2 separate regions of the Homo sapiens genome follow, and region 2 is linked to region 1. The links are chromatin loops, found by intact Hi-C in ENCODE. Cell type or tissue: PC-9. All regions are shown on one strand.

Evidence for each region. Peaks named below come from ENCODE experiments on the same cell type or tissue, not always from the same donor. Only the 100,000 strongest peaks of a DNase experiment are listed, where the experiment ranks them.
Region 2: a loop joins it to region 1, with 4 times the contacts of the local background. A loop is called at or near these places in 9 of 110 quality-filtered maps.

What each region holds. Positions count from the first base shown.
Region 1 is chr1:202,199,230-202,201,729 of GRCh38, forward strand. The region is part of intron 1 of LGR6 (leucine rich repeat containing G protein-coupled receptor 6); the gene reads left to right. Among named protein-coding and RNA genes, the nearest start is that of LGR6, 6.7 kb to the left of the region's middle. In PC-9, a CTCF peak has its summit at 1,018 (motif pointing left); a DNase peak (open chromatin) is centred at 1,232; H3K4me3 peaks cover 331 bases; H3K27ac peaks cover 643 bases.
Region 2 is chr1:202,290,953-202,293,452 of GRCh38, forward strand. All of the region lies in intron 6 of LGR6 (leucine rich repeat containing G protein-coupled receptor 6), which reads left to right. Among named protein-coding and RNA genes, the nearest start is that of UBE2T, 50 kb to the right of the region's middle. In PC-9, no CTCF peak of the experiment used is centred here; a DNase peak (open chromatin) is centred at 1,529.

The DNA.
Region 1 (2,500 bases):
CAGGCAGCACCCAGACCAGGGTGGGGAAGAGAAGGGTGAAGGAGGGGTACAGTGACTCCAGGAAGTGGGGTCCCCTGGGGCTCTCCTGTGCCAGCCTTGCTCCAAAGTGGAGCCTAGTAGGGTGGGCCCATCAGAAGGCAGACCCGGGGGGTCGCCGGAGGTGGGTGAATGTGTGGGGGAGCCAACACCCCAGTTCAAAGGAAAGGCAGGAAACAGCCCTAGGCAAAAGAAAAAGGAAACCTCTCGGCTCTGGCAGCAGCGGGCATGGGGCGCGGCCGGGTGGGGCGGCTGGCGGAGGAGAAGAAAGCCTGGCTCAGAGCAGAGTTGGCCCCCAGCCCACCCCCACTCCACCCCGCCTTCCCCCCATTCCATGGGCTCTCAACCCTGATGGCCCCACATGCGCTGCAGCCTGCTTCCTGCACTGACCCACGCCCCCCGGGGGAGAGACACACAGGGCACAGAAGGTATCCCAATGGGGAGGCCCTGCTGGGCGCAGGCTTGAGTCTCAGCTCCACTGTTGATGAGCTGTGTCTTTGGGCAAATCACTTAACCTCCCCAAAGCTCCAGTCTCTCAGTCTTTAAAATGGAAACACTAATAGTATCTACCTCAAAGGGTTGTGAGGAGAAGCAAATGAGACAAAGAAAGCAAAGGGTTTTTTATGCTATAAGGGCTTACAAAATGTTTACTATTAATATTGTTTTTCTTATTGCCTTCAGCTACAAATAAACTACTGTGAAAAGGGCCCAGCAGAGCTACTGGTGACAGGACGGGGAGTTAGGATGGCAGAGTCTCATCTTCTGGAGCCCCATCAGATCACCCTTCCTTCCCTCCCACCCTCCTCCTTTACTAACAAAGCCCGTCCCACTGACTTTCAGGGAAACAGGCCTTTCAAGCAGCCAGTTCTGCTCTTGGGCTCCTGGGCCGGGATGGTGGAGGAAGTGATCCTTCTCCCAGGGGATGCCCGGAGGAGCTGGGGCTAAGCCTGCCGCCTGGTGGGAGACTCTCCAAAGAGGAAGAATCTGGGCTTCTAGGTTAGCACTGTCTGGAGAGTACAGCTTCTCCCCAGAAATCAGAGTTCCTTGAAATTAGAGTTTCTCTGCTATAGCCCAAGGAAAAGCAGGGGTGAATGGGTCATTTGGGATTGGGAGTGTTGTTGTGGGGGTTGGGGGCAGACATGCCCTGAGGGGCCGTGAGGATCCTCCTCTGAGCTCATTCTTAATGGGCTATGTGACCTTAGGCTAGTGAGTCACTATTGGGAGCAGGGCCAAGATCAAGGAGCCTGCTGGGGCTTCAGACACCTTGGGAAGGTGCAGGAGATGGAGTGGCGGAGAAAATGCCAATCTCCCTTCCCCATGTTGGAAATGGCAACTTCTTTTAGCCAAACCGAAATGAACTCACTGACCTGGGGGCTTCTGAGAATCGTGGGGTCCCCTTTGTACTAACTAGTCCATTGGCAAAAATGGAGTGATCTCCAGTCCCTAATGACAATTCAGGTCTCTCCTCCCGCCCTTCAGACATGGGAGAACAGGTCCCAGGAGGAGAAAAACACCCGAGAGGCCAAACTTGGGCAGTGAGCAGAGAGTTATTTTGGAATCAGCAAAAGGACATGGTGGGGGGAGAGCTCAGGGGTTGGCACTGTGCCCCCCGGAGCCATGCCAGAGCAGGCCATGGGCAGGCCGGCGGCTGGCGGGTTGGAGGGGAGCTGGGCCCGGCTACTTAAGGCACCTCCAGAACTGAAGTTTCCTTTGTGTCCCATCCCCAGCCCCCGCTTCTCTGCTACAATCTTTTGTCTCCTCCAGAAACCATCAGGGGATGCCTATGCTCTGTGTCTTCAATTCTCCCCATCCCTGGGAGATCAGGGCCCTCTCTGATTAACTGTGAGATGTGAATTTGAGGCTGGGACCAGGGAAGCATCTTGCGCCCAGCTCTCTGCCTCTCCTGTCTGCTCCAGCACGGTGAGGATACCTTCCTGGTTGATATTTTCATTCCCTGAACTGTGATCTTCTTCCAGAAAGACACTAGCTCATCAGGAACGTTCATTCTTGGGACCCAGTCTTGATGGCCCCCCATAGGTTCAGAGAGACATACATAGGAATCCACCATCACCCTGATGTCTCTTCCTTTACCAATAATAGTAATAACCAGCGTTTATTGAATGATTGGCATGTGGCAGGAAGTGCGCTCAAGCACTTTATCTGCATCATCTCACATAAACCCCATGAGAGAGGTGCTAGTGTTATCCCCACTTACCAATGAGGAAACCAAGGCTTTTCAGTGCTAAGGAGCTTGCCTAAGACAACCTGCCACTAGTTGCTGGTGGGGGGATTTCAGCCCAGGCAGCCTCCCTCCTACCCACTTTATCTACTGCCTCTCAGAGGCCCACAGCTGAGGGGTTTCCAAACTCCAAGGGAATGAGCAGGACTCTGGCTGCGTCAAAATCTCAGGCCAAGCACCCTCTCAAAGCCTAGTTACAGTTCCTGTCTTTCTGGGGGAAGGATC
Region 2 (2,500 bases), 92 kb after region 1:
TCTACAGGGAGGCTCCTCAGAGATCTCTGAAGTTGGCCATTTCTGCACAGCCTGATGGAAAAGAGAAAATTAGGCATGTGGGTCCTTGAACAGCTTAGGGCTGGGGTTGCCTTCTCAGCTACTTTTACCGATTGCATGGATTTGCCATTTGTTTTGATTAGATTTGGCTAGAAACAGTTGAGCAGATGAAGGGGTGTCTTAGCTATGGACAGCTGCAGCTTCCAGACTGAGCTCTGGCTGGAGTTGGAAGTGGTTTCTCTTTAACTTCAGTCCTTCCCCCTCTGCTTCTAGCTCCCGGGAGCAGGAGACAGAACAATGAACTCTTCCTGGGCTTCTGGCTGATTGTGGGCTGTTAAAGATAATAGTCTATTAAGCCATGGATGAGTTTTCCTGCTGAAGTTTAGGGCATCATAAGCCATCCTGCAATGAAAGATACACACTGAGCCTGGTCTGCATGTTAGAGTCTAATCCCAAAGGCCAAGACACTGCCATGAAGCAGCCAGCTACCAAGGCCAAAGGAGCCCCCATCTTGAGACCCTGCACAGTGGACTCAAATGATCATCTACAACAATGAACATTCACATATGTGGCCTTGTGCCTGTGCTGTGGGAGATCCAAAAGTGAACCCATATGCTTCCCAACCTCAGCAAGCTTCCTGTCTCATTGGGGAGACAATATGCATGCAGAAAACCCAACTCTGGACTCAGATTGCCTGGACTTCAATCCCCGCCCTTCTAATACTAGCTGTGGAACTGTGGTCAAGTGATTATCTCCCTCTGTGCCTCAGTTTCTCATCTCCAAAATGGAGGCCATTATGGTACCTACCTCAAAGGGTTGGCATGGCAATTAAATGAATTAATATATGCAAATCACTAGAACCATGACTATTACATAGTAATTACTATTATCCTCTATTATTACCATTGTAATGCTATGCATGCAGAGGACGAAAATCCCAGAAAAGTTCCAAGAGAGTGAGTGAATCATTCTGACTACAGGGATTGGGTTGGATTGAGGGAGAAAGGTATAGTTGGACCGGACTTCAAAGGATGACTAGGATTTTAACAGCTGAGGATGTGGGGAAAGGGTATTTCAGGCTGAGGGCATGAGGGGCGCAAGTAACTACACAAGGGTGTGAAAATGGCACAACCCATTAAGGGCTGAAATGGCAGATGAAACTGAGGGATTAGTTAAGGGCATCGGAGCCCATTAAGGGATTTGGATTTTGTCTGTAAGCCCTTGTTCTGGAAGCCTTTCCAGATTTTTCAACAGGAGAGTGACAGACTCAGTTTTGCATTTTAAAAAGATCTTTCCGGCAGATGTGTAGTAGCTAAGAGTGTGGGCTTCAGACTCACACTGCCAGGGTTCAAATCCTGGCTGTGACACCGAATTAGTTCAGGTAGGCTAAATGGCTGTGACATATAGACTGAAACATGTATAATGGCACAAACACAATAGAAGTTTATTTCTGGATCATGTAACAGTCTAAGGAGAGTGTGTCTTCTTGGCAGGTGGCCTCATCCATGTGATGACTCAGGGATCTGGCTTCTTGGGAGCTTGCCACCTCCAGGGCCTCATTGTTTTTGGCCTGTAGCTGGTGGAAGGGTAGAGAGACCAGTGAGGAGACAAGTTGTCTATTTTATAAATCCTGGACTAGATACAGTATGCACCACTTCTGACACACCTACTGTGAAGGAGGCTGAGAAGTCCACTCTTGCTCCATTCCTGGCATTCTTCCTATTATGATAAGCCAGCACTGCCCAGTAGAACTTTCTGGGTTGACGGAAATGTTCTGCATCTGTTCTTATATGATAGTTGCTTGCCACATGTTGCTACTGAGCACTTGAAGTGTGGCTAGTGAAACTGAGAGCCAAATCTTACATTTTATTTATTTGTAGTTAATTTAAATAGCCACACATGCCTAGTGGCTATTGTATTGGTCAGTGCAGCTATGGAGAAAAGAGAGAGTAGATTTTTACTTACAGACAGTAGACTCTGCCACAGCCAGGTATCAGTTGTGTGATATGAGTGACTAATTTAATCTCTCTGTGCCTCGCTTTCCTCAACTGTCAAATGGGTATAATAGCAGTAACTGCCTCTTGAGGCTGTTGGGAGGATTAAGAGATTATTCAGTCAAAACACTTAGTGGCTGGCACACAGACAGTGCTCAACCAATGTTATCATATGGATGACTTGGAGGCAGGGACAGCAGATAAGAAGTGTATAGCAGTCCAGAGGAGACAGCCCCCTAGAATTACCTCCAAGTATTGCCCTTTGCTCCAACCAAGCGATATTGCTTGCTCTTTTCCAAACACGACTCCACAGCACTCACTTCCTCTAAGTCATGCTCTCTCTTCTTGATCCATTCATCCCTTCATATTGAAATCTTGCTGTTCTATGACACATGTCACATTTCCATGAAGCCCTCATGGTCTTTCCAGCTCTGTGTGATCACTGCAGTCTGTGAAGGTCCTGATGCTTCGTGTGCTCTCCACAGTCA